2 separate regions of the Mus musculus genome follow, and region 2 is linked to region 1. A link is a contact called in ENCODE POLR2A ChIA-PET data. All regions are on one chromosome and are shown on one strand. Each heading gives the region's core, a stretch centred on a gene start or an enhancer-like site at or near the end of the contact. The rest is flanking DNA. Distances are from core to core; before and after follow the strand shown.

Region 1 (5,603 bases), core at 1,116-3,615:
GCCCAGTCTGCTCTCCCCAACTGGCCCAAGCTAAGAAGGAAAAGGCAGGTACGGGGCCCGCACAGCCTCGGGCTGCAAGACCTTAGAGATGGTCCAAGGCAGGTCATCCCCTCCTATGGCTGGGCAAAGGAGAGCTCACAGCGATGAGGTCAGGGGCCAGGGAACTATCTCCAGAAAGAGTCCCCTCAACTCCTCCCTAGAACTGGTGTCTACACAGGTCCCCATTTTGGGGTCCTCTGCTCTCATTTCCAGGCTGGGAGGGATGGTATTTCCTGGCCAGTTGGGGGCTGGCACCATCCCTGACTGGGGACGAGAATGCCCCCTCCCCACAAGTCTGCCCATGGTTTGCTCATGGAGGGGACTGATTCCAAGTGCCTACCCGCCCTCCAGGTCCGCAGGGGCCACCCCACAGTGCACAGCGAGACCAAGTATGTGGAGTTGATTGTAATCAATGACCACCAGCTGGTAAGTTCCCGGGCTAAGGGGGGACCCTGGGATGAGGGGCCCGGGGGAGCCTTGCCTTCTTACCCCACCTTTCTCTCGGCAGTTTGAGCAGATGCGGCAGTCAGTGGTCCTCACCAGCAACTTTGCAAAATCTGTTGTGAACCTGGCAGATGTGGTAAGCACCGTCCCTACTCCCCTCTCCCTCTCCCCCACATGCAGGCATCCAGGAGTCATTGTCAGTCACTGACCCCCCCCTCCCCCCACTTCTTGGAAATATAGATTGCAGCCTCCCTCCAGCCCCTCCCCCATCTTCTCTCTGGGCCCAGATATACAAGGAACAGCTCAACACAAGAATTGTTCTGGTTGCCATGGAAACGTGGGCAGATGGGGACAAGATCCAGGTGCAGGATGACCTACTGGAGACCCTGGCCCGGCTTATGGTCTACCGGCGGGAGGGTCTGCCTGAGCCCAGTGATGCCACCCACCTCTTCTCGTGAGTCCCCACACTGTACCCTGCCAGCTTTTGCTGGCTGCTAGTTCTTACCGCCTGTGCCAGGCGATCTTTTCGGGGACCCTGCAGGTGGAGCTCACCTGCCACCTGCCACCTGCTTCCAGCCACATGCACCAGCTGGGTATCCTCTGCACCTTGGGCTGTGCAGGGAATGTGCTCTTTGCCTTTCTCTGCCAGGCTGCCCGTCACCCCTTCTTTGGTGATGAAGTACCCTAGTGATGGACAAACCCAATTAAAGGCCCTGAAACCTCCATTTGGCTTACGGGTGAATGAACCCAAATAGGGGAAGGGCTGGCCTGAGGCCACCAGGCTGATAGAAAGGTCTGGAACCCACTGCTCCTTTGACATCATCCTGACCACTCTCTCCCTTCTAGGGGTAGAACCTTCCAGAGCACCAGCAGCGGGGCGGCCTACGTGGGAGGCATCTGTTCACTGTCCCGGGGTGGAGGTGTGAACGAGGTGAGCACCCAGAGGCCCAGCCAGGACAGAGGCTTGCTAAGACCCAGTGACTGTTGGGAGCATGCAGACATCCTGTGCTCTGTCTTGCCCATCCCTAGTATGGCAACATGGGTGCCATGGCGGTGACCCTGGCCCAGACGCTAGGGCAGAACTTGGGCATGATGTGGAATAAGCACCGGAGCTCAGCAGGTACCAACAACCCTCCCAGACCCACACAGAGCCTCAAGAAATGAAGAAGGGGCCAGTGGGGGTGCTTCTCCACTCTATATCTCATGTGTTCTTAAATCTCCTCTTAGGGGACTGCAAGTGTCCAGACATTTGGCTGGGCTGCATCATGGAGGACACTGGGTGAGTTTTGGAGACAGACTTTGGGAAGGGTTTGGGGTAAGAAGAGGCCTTCGAGGAGCACTAACAGTCAAGATGGGTGGCTTCAAGAGGACCTAGCTCACAGGACTACTCAGGATAACCAAGAATATAGGTTATCTGTAAATAGCTCAGGGATGCTTGGGTACCAAAAACTGCCAGACTGCAGGGCGCACTCTGGCCACTGGGAGGCGCTCGAGCCTCGTGCGAGGCGCCGTCCCTCCCAGGCGTTCCGACACTGGGCTCTTTGTCCCGAGGTTCAGGAGAAAGAACGCAAGCGACGTCCTCCACCCATTCCTAGACAGGAGTATGGGATTGATTGTCGTGCAACCTCAGGGCAGTCCTTCGGTCTCCTTGTAGTAGTAACCAAGTCTCTCGAGGAAGGGCTGTCCCCAGCAACACAGTTCCCCTCTCGCCCGTCTAGGTTCTATTTGCCCCGCAAGTTCTCGCGCTGCAGCATCGACGAATACAACCAGTTTCTGCAGGAGGGAGGCGGGAGCTGCCTGTTCAACAAGCCCCTCAAGGTACTAGCGCGGAGAACGGGGAAGCGGGGGGTGGGCAGGGTGCCAGCCAGGCTCCCGACATCCCCTCTCCCTCCAGCTTCTGGACCCTCCCGAGTGCGGAAACGGCTTCGTGGAGGCGGGAGAGGAGTGCGACTGCGGGTCGGTGCAGGTGAGCGCTCCTGGTGGGCTCCCGTCTGGGCCCGGGACGCGCGCATGGGCTCCGGGAAGGGAGAATACAGAGTGGGAAGGGGCTAGCCCGCCTCTCCACTTCTCCCCGCGACCCTCAGGAGTGCAGCCGAGCAGGGGGCAACTGCTGCAAAAAATGCACCTTGACGCACGACGCCATGTGCAGCGATGGGCTCTGTTGTCGCCGCTGCAAGGTGAGGACCTAGCGAGCGGGAGGCGGGGGGCGGGGGAAGAAGCAAAGAAACGATTGGATGCCCTCGATAAGAGGCGGGAATGGGGAAGAGCTGAGTCTGTTTGGGCGGGCCTTGTCCCGAAGAGAGCGCCAATGGGGAATGAGTTAGGAGCTGAGGACCGGAGGGGAGAGTCACCCTTACTGCTGAGGGTGGAGAGGGACAGGAAATGAGAATCAGGCCTTGGGACCCACGTTCCAGCACATTAACCCTGGAAGGGCAGTGGGGAAATATTTATCCTTCCCAGAAACACATGCATGCTTTTCCTAGTATGAGCCACGAGGTGTCTCCTGCCGAGAAGCGGTGAATGAGTGTGACATTGCAGAGACCTGCACCGGCGACTCAAGCCAGGTCTGCCAAACCATCTGTTCTGTGGGAGCTCAAAGCAAGACAGCCCCCTCCCTTATAAGTTTGGCGCTGAAGAGTTGACTACTCTGTGTGTCCTCTCTGCTTAGCGGGTGGGGTAGCCGCAGCTGACCAGCCTCAGCTTTTTCTTCTCTGAGAAAGGGGTCTTTCGAGCCACCTACCTCTGTTCGGTCAATCATTAAATAAGCATTTGTAGTGACACTGGTATTCCTACCGCCTGCCCAGTGTCTAGTGTATTCTAAGGATCTGGTGGATCGTAACATGGGTTAACTAGGGCTTCTGGGGTAATGGATGCAAGAAACTGGGGAAGCTTGGAAAAGCTAGGAGACTTACCAGTCAAATCCACAGAGCCAAACAGGCCCCCATCTTTCGTGTGGAAGAGCCATGTGACATGTGGCCCCTTTGGGGTAGCTTTTGGTTCCTTGCATTCTCCCCCCACCCCCCCCCACACACACCCCGAACCTCAGCTCAGCTCTGGGCTACCCTGCTCAGCCAGCCTCTCTCTCTCTCTCTCTCTCTCCAGTGTCCCCCTAACCTTCACAAGCTGGACGGTTACTACTGTGATCATGAGCAGGTATGAGGGATAGGGGTGGGGTCCTTCCGTCCGAATTCAGTGCAGTCTTGTCTCCCTCAGTGTCTTGATGCTTCCTCTCCCACGGCTCATAGGGTCGTTGCTATGGAGGCCGCTGTAAAACCCGGGACCGGCAGTGCCAAGCCCTATGGGGCCATGGTGAGTCCAGAGACTCGGGAAAACCCAAAGCTCAGAGTTAGGCTGGGACGCTGGTTGAAGGAACAAGCCCTGCAACCAACGTGGCTTCTGAAGACCTTAGGCATCAAGCCTAAGGATTAGGCCCAAGTTTTAGAGGTGCAGGTCTGAGGTCCTAGATGGGATCCAGGGATCTGTGGGGTGATGCTTCCTCTCTCTCTTTCTCTCTCTAGCGGCTGCGGATCGTTTCTGCTATGAGAAGCTGAACGTGGAGGGGACAGAGCGTGGAAACTGTGGACGCAAGGGATCTGGTTGGGTCCAGTGCAGTAAGCAGTAAGTAGCATCCCCGCCCCAGGGTCAGGGAATCTCCAGAGGTAAAGGCAGGGCTCTAGGAAGAGCCTGTGAGGCCAGAGGGGAAGGAGCAGGCTCGGTACTTGGGTCTACAGAGAAATTTGGCTTCATCGACCCCATGTGTCCCTACAGGGATGTGCTCTGTGGCTTCCTTCTGTGCGTCAACATCTCTGGAGCTCCGCGGCTAGGGGATCTGGGGGGCGACATCAGCAGTGTCACCTTCTACCACCAGGGCAAGGAGTTGGACTGCAGGTGTTGTCTGGAACCGTGGATGGGGAGGTTGAAGGGACAACTGTGATGGGGACTAGAGGACAGGGGTTGAGGCTGTGTATACCATCTCTCCAGGGGAGGCCACGTGCAGCTAGCTGATGGCTCGGACCTGAGCTATGTGGAGGACGGCACGGCCTGTGGGCCCAACATGTTGTGCCTAGATCACCGCTGCCTGCCAGCCTCTGCCTTCAACTTCAGCACCTGCCCTGGAAGTGGAGAGCGAAGGATCTGCTCCCATCATGGGGTGGGTGTCTGGAGGCCAGGGGGAGCCTGCTGGAGGAGGCTCACACGGAGATGTGGCCTTGCTTATCCATGCTGGCCTCGCCTACCTGTAGGTTTGCAGCAACGAGGGGAAGTGTATCTGTCAGCCAGACTGGACAGGCAAAGACTGCAGTATTCACAACCCACTGCCCACGTCCCCTCCCACTGGGGAGACTGAGAGATACAAAGGTGAGGCTGAAGTTGCCCAGCACTGTCTATGTTGCCCGTTTTCCATGCTTGTCCCTGCCAACCAAGCCCTACCCTCCTCCCCAGGTCCCAGCGGTACCAACATCATCATTGGCTCCATCGCCGGGGCTGTCCTGGTCGCAGCCATCGTCCTGGGCGGCACGGGCTGGGGATTTAAGTAAGAGACACATGCTCCCTAGATCCCCCAACAGGTGCTTGGGGGTTCGGCACCCTAGACTGTTGGAGCCTAATGGCCTCCCTGACAGGTTAGCTCACCCTGAACTCACACATCACTCATTCAAGCCAGCCCACGGGTCTTGTTTGAACAGTTCAAGAAACTATCTACTCATATCTAAACACCAGACTTTACGGGAACAACCTTGACTCCCAGCCTCCTGAAGACTGCTCAACGCATCCCAGCACGGCCTAGGGCTTGTCTGAGATGTCTCCCCGTCCCTATCCACATTCAGCCCAGGAACTCCAGAACGTTGCAGTTAGGGTCTGGTGTAGCCCCCACGTTGGGCGCTTGAAGAGCCCTGAGGCCCAAGGTCACAATGTGACTTAGTGGCCAAGCTAGGATTTGAACCCCCTACCAAGCTGGGATAGATCTCCACGGTCCATTTATGGGACAGGTCTTCCTGGGCTGGAAGGCCGTTCTTTTGGAGAACAGGAGGTTCACGCAATTTCTTTTTCCTATCTCTCTTGCCTGTCCTCTCCTTGGCTCCTGAAGAAACATCCGTCGTGGAAGGTACGACCCGACCCAGCAG
Region 2 (5,603 bases), core at 2,220-4,719, 110 kb after region 1:
AATCCACCCCCACTACCCAGGGAAAATTAGAGATGCGTGCAGGTCATTGTGGGAATGTTGTCTGTAACGGGAGGGATAAAGAAAGAAAACAGTGTGTGTTTTACCTCATCAAGATCTTTTGTCTCTCTTCCCAGTTCATCATCATCTTCATCAGAATCAAGCTCTGGTCCAATATAATTCCCAAACTCATCATACAAGTCAGTATCCATGATGCTAAAATTCAAGGAGAGAAGAGTTAGGGACTGGCAAGTAATGAAAGCCTGCACCACACACCCTTACCTTTCCTACCACGTAGGCAGGTGGTGACTGGGCTGAGTGACTGACCAGGCTACTGAATAGTGTCCCCAGAACGCAGACCTTTCTCTACTTCTCTGCCCTGGTTCATTCTATCTTCTTATAGCCCACACTCTTTTATTAGGGACATTCTTTGTTGCCTCAAACTCTATGTAGTTCATGCTGGTCTTAAATTTCTGATCCTCCTGCCTTAGCCTCCAAAGTGGTGGGGTTACAAACATAGGCCCAGGCCTAGCTTTATTTAAACATTTTATTTATCTATTTTTATTTTCTCTGTATGGGTGTTTTGCCTGCATGTATATCTGGGTACCATACACATAGGCACACATTGCCCATACAAGCCAGATCCCCAGGAACTGGAATTGCAGACAGATGTAAGCTAACATGTGGATGATGAGAGTTGAACCTGGGTCCTTTGAAAGAGCAGTCAGTGGTCGTAACCACTGAGACATCTTTCCAGTCCCATCTGGCTTTATTTTTACATTTAAAATAGGTTCTCACTGTTATCCCAACCTGGCCTTCAACTCAAGATCCTCTGCCTCTGCCCCCCCCCCCCACATAACAGGTGTACAAGTAATGCCTAGTCCACCTATTCCCTTTCTGTATTTATTTAATCAATTAAACTGTGTGTGTGTGTGTGTGTGTGTGTGTGTGTAATTTTATGCATTGGATCATTTAGGAACATGAGGATTGTCATGTGAGTTCTAGGTAGGATCTAACTCCAAGTCTTCATGGTTGCCTAGCAGGTACTCTGAAATGCTAAACTCTCTTTCCAGCATCTCACTTAAAAAAAAAAAAATAGTATTCTCAAAATATCACAATGCAATCATCAAAATAAAAATGAATACCAGCAGGTTATACTACCTAATCCACAGGCTCCACCAAGTTTGAGAAACTGTTCCAGTCACAAACGACACTGCTAAGGACACAAACTAGGATCGTACTTGACTTTCACGTGACACTTTTCCAGATTACAAACCAAGGCTTTTGAAGAATCTCCCTTCGTGTGGCTTTGCCTCTGCTCTGAGAGGTACACGATTCCAACTTGTCCTCACTGATGATTCTAACTTTGACCCTTAATTATGGTGACAGCGGACATGCTTGTCCCTTAGTGATGGGTAAGAACTCATTGTTCTCACTGCTCTTTTAAAGGACCCAGGTTCGAATCTCATCAACCACACGCTACCTTACAATTGTCTGCAACATCAGCAGATTTCCCCCCACTTCAACGACTGAATATTCTGTTCAAAAGAACAGTTTAGATCTCACCCTACCAGCCTTCCCAGCCCCTCAGCCTCTCACTCTCGTCAGTATCTTCTGTCCCAAATGCTAGGCAACTGTTGTTATTCTAAAAAACAATTCTACGGTTTGCGAGCAACACAAACCAGAGCAGGGGAAAAAGCATCAGGCCCCTGGGGTTAAAGACCTCGATCCATCCTATCTTGGCCTCATTTCTAAGGATGACGTAACTCACAGAAGTTAGTTTACCTCCTTAGAGTGATTTATTATTGCCTAAAACCTTATAAAGGCAATGAGTAAGTACCTAGCTGTGCAGCCTGATAACCTGAGTTCAGTCCTGGAAACCCACTGAAAAGCTACATAGGGTAGTGTGAGTGTCTGTGATCCTAGACGGCCAACAGGAAATGGGAGGCAGAGATTCTCTGAAGCTCAGAGCCAGCTAGCCTGGTATTGGCAGTAAGGAGGAGATAGGACCAAACCCTGAAGCTGTCCTCTGACCTCCACCTGCAAGCCACAGCACATCTGATCCTCACTTACTACACAGAAACACACACACACACACAGAAACACACACAGTGTGATTATCCAAGCATAGGATCTTATACCCATGATCCTACATACATCCTGAGAGACCCTGTCTCAAAAAGCAACAAGTAACAAATGTTGGTCATAACAAAACTTGACCTTCTTGAGCACGTGAATCCCCATGCTCCTTTGTGTTCACGCACCAATGCCCCTGACAGCACCTTGCACAAAAAGACACTCAGTAAAGCTAAGGGAGTGGAATGTTTTGTTCTGAAATTCTGGTATTTCTTACAGTATACCTACTGTTTTTATTTCTAAGAGGCAACCACAATTATGTTCATTGTCTTCTCCCAAGATTACCATCACAAATTTTTAAAGAAGGTTGTTTACTGAACAAGCCAAACTCATCTCTGCCCCCAGGATAATTGTCATTCCCATTGTCCTCTGGCTATGTATACCTTCTTAATTCATTTAACTCACCCTTTTCCTTTAATGTCACCTATTTGTCACTCCACATATACTTGCCAGGCCACCCTTACACTAATCTCTTAGTGTGTGGCTGGGTGCTTAAGATCGAATCCTGGGCCTCACACTCTACTAAACACTTCTCCACCGAGTTACACCCCTCGCCTAAGTAAAGTCAAGGTTATGCCTGAGTAGTACTTAGGGAACATGTGTGTGTGCCCGCTACTGATAAATGTTAATAATAAAATAGGAGCAAAACGACAACAGTGCCTGGGACAAAATAGGCCCTCAATACGTTTTGCTAGTTTTGTTTTTCGAGGGTGGCTTTGGGTAGGGGAGTGAATTAGTGATATGCTTAGTTTAAGTAAAGCTACTCTAAATAACCAAAACTGCATCTTCCCACTGCAACGCAGAATCTCAAAGGAATGCTGGAATCTTTTCTGGTTTTGGCTTTTTGAACCAGACCCGCTACTTAGCCTTGAACCTGCACCAATATTTCTGTCTGCATCTCCAGAGCGCAAAAATTAGGCACTCGCCATCACAGTCAGCTCGGATGCAGAATAGTTTGAAGATGGAGACAGTCTGGCGGTGAAGCAGGCACCGATGGAAGGGGGAGTGGCAGGGGCCTGGGTCTTTACAGCGCCACCTCTACTAAGGGACAGGATCTTAACCACGTTGGGGACCGCGGAAACCCCGGAATCGACGGTGTGTGCGTGCGTTGGGGTCTTTCATTCTCTTTCCCACGCCAGAATTCAATTTACGCGTTCGTTAAGCGAAAGGGATAAGTACTATATAAATCGCCTCTTCCCAAGCTCATGTTTCGCTCGTTCCCCAAGCCCCGAAAGGACCCTTCCCGGCCAGCTCACCCGCCGAATGCTCAGCCGAGTGCCCCGGTCCGCCGCCTGAGCCCGCGCTTCCGCCGCACGCCGCGACAACGCCGGCGCCCGGCGCTAGGAAGGACCCCGAGCGCGTCGCCGGACCGCCTCGCCTCGGAGGACAGCTCTGCCTAAGGAACAGCTTCGAGAAATTCTGGCCCCGGAGACAGAAATGGGAAAGGCCAACTTGTTGGTCCTCAAAACGAAGCGTGGACTTCTCCACAAAAAAAGCAAGGCCGGAGGATTCTGATCAGGCGCCTTAGGACAGCCTGAAAGGAGGGCCTTCGGGCCGGTCACGTGGGCAGACTGGTGGCGCCGTTGCTAGGCAACAATCTCTGTTGCGAGGGCGATGCACTAAGGTGTTCTACCAGATCCGGGGTTTCTCGAGAGAAAGCAGGGAGTCCAAGACTGGGTGAGGGTTTAGGGACAGTAAAGGGGATTGCTCTAGTCATTCTATAATTGGAGAAGGCTTAGAACTCGACAGAGAAATGGGTCGGGTAGCGAGAGTCTATCGTCTCTATTGCTTAGAGGCTGAGCCTAGATCATGATGAGCTCAGAAGTTTTGGAGAGAGCAAACTAGGCACAGCGAGATCTCCTCACCCCCCAAAATATTGCTTAGGGTATGAGACTCTTGAGTACAATTGTTGGCTGAGTAACACAGCCCACTTCTCGGCGTTCCATTTCCCATCATGGTTGGGATGGCTGTGGATTTGCTTGCGGACCAGCTCATTTCCTGCCCTAGGGCTGATCATGAGTGAACTATGGCTCCAGCTCACCAGGATTCTGAGGTGGAAAGAGGTATCATAAGTAAATGTCAGAAGCCAGACCGGAACACATAGCTTCCTATGAAAACAGCCCCATCAGACACATACCGGGAGGCGGCAGGACTTCAGTGGTAGGACTGGAGATAATGCCCACACAGCACACATTTGCCTGCCGCTCTGTGCTGCTCAGGGATTTGGGGATGGAGGCTACTGAGTTTTCTCCTTCTGACACTTCTCAACTTCCTGCTTTGTCATTGCTTTTGGTTGAGGTGATTTTTTTTTCTTCATTAAAGACATTTAGTGAAGTGTGAAATTTTGTCCTTGAGCTGGAGTAGATAATAAAAGAAACCTCTCTGTCTCTCTCTGTATCTGTGTCTGTCCTCCCCTCTCCCCCCCTCCCCCGCTCTGTTCCTTTATGGTAATAAACTGATATAGAGAAATCCTATGTGAAAGAATGAAGAGTCAGAAATCTGAACTCCAAATTGCCTCCTCAGATGAAACACCTGAATTAATAGGTGTGTGTGTGTGTTGTGGTTTTGTGTTTTGCTGGGGATCAAACCCAAGGCATTTGCATTCACAAGGCAAAATCCTACCGCTGATCCAGCCCTTAGTGTCTAAAATATTGTTAGAAGCAGAGAGCAAAGTCAAGACTTCAAACGGGAAACCTTTCTGTTTTGTTCTCAGTGAGAAGCCTGGAATACATTTTCATCACGCAATTCCATTTTACCTGTAAAGGAAGAAACTAGATTTTTATAACACTCCAGGTTAAGTATCAGATTGCTTTGGGTCATTTCACATTCTGGCAATGAATCCCAGGGCATCATCTTTACCCTGAAGACTTAAGCTCTGCTGACATGCATTCTTCTTGCCTTCCCAGGCCTTAGCCATGGAGAAGAACGATGTAATCAACTTCAAGGCCCTGGAGAAAGAGCTGCAGGCTGCCCTTGCTGCTGACGAGAAGTACAAAAGGGAGAACGCAGCCAAGTTACGGGCAGTTGAGCAAAGGGTGCCTTCCTATGAGGAGTTCAGGTTGGCTTGCTATTTTTCTCAGGCCCTCCTCTCATGGTGGGCTACAGGAATTAAAAGCAAGCAGTCTAAATTGAGATCATTCTAGGCTTCTGTCATGCCCCCACCCTCTGCTACCTGATGATCTTACCAAAGCTCCTTAACCTGACTGAGCCTCAATTTTGTAAGAGAGAGGAATGGTTGCTATCGTTGCATGAGTTATGGCCTGAAAGATGCTGAGCACAGCAGCTAGCCCATTTGAAGTGCGTGAAGACTTTCAGCCCTCTATGCTGCTGCTGTTGTAGTAGTTGCCCTGTTTCCCGTCAACAAGTGTAGCCAAGTAGCTGCCCTCCACACAGGGAATCATTAAGCTCATTCCCCAATCTCTACCTTTGACACAGAGGTATTGTTCTTGCATCACACCTGAAACCTCTGG

The links. ChIA-PET counts read pairs that join two places held with the same protein, here RNA polymerase II (POLR2A).
Region 2: POLR2A ChIA-PET joins it to region 1 with 34 read pairs in Patski. The contact joins the promoter of Eftud2 here to the enhancer-like site in region 1. POLR2A ChIA-PET finds 5 or more read pairs at or near these places in 3 of 5 experiments (Patski and embryonic stem cell).

The regions. Positions count from the first base shown.
Region 1 is chr11:102,772,065-102,777,667 of GRCm38, forward strand. Adam11 (a disintegrin and metallopeptidase domain 11) reads left to right here. Exons shown (of 27, transcript NM_009613.3): 8 at 1-48; 9 at 391-465; 10 at 548-619; 11 at 771-937; 12 at 1,330-1,414; 13 at 1,513-1,603; 14 at 1,711-1,762; 15 at 2,202-2,301; 16 at 2,378-2,449; 17 at 2,568-2,660; 18 at 2,967-3,047; 19 at 3,586-3,636; 20 at 3,729-3,792; 21 at 4,002-4,101; 5 more. Among named protein-coding and RNA genes, the nearest start is that of Adam11, 13 kb to the left of the region's middle. Within about 2 kb of position 2,366, at least 2 of the 3 ENCODE cell types and tissues checked have a DNase peak (open chromatin) inside an H3K27ac peak, as active enhancers do.
Region 2 is chr11:102,877,506-102,883,108 of GRCm38, forward strand. It overlaps Eftud2 (elongation factor Tu GTP binding domain containing 2), which reads right to left and starts at 3,470. Exons shown (of 28, transcript NM_011431.3): 1 at 3,390-3,470; 2 at 105-213. The coding sequence starts at 209. Ccdc103 (coiled-coil domain containing 103) reads left to right here and starts at 3,719. Exons shown (of 5, transcript NM_028492.3): 1 at 3,719-3,810; 2 at 4,847-4,926; 3 at 5,040-5,191; 4 at 5,569-5,603. The coding sequence starts at 5,049.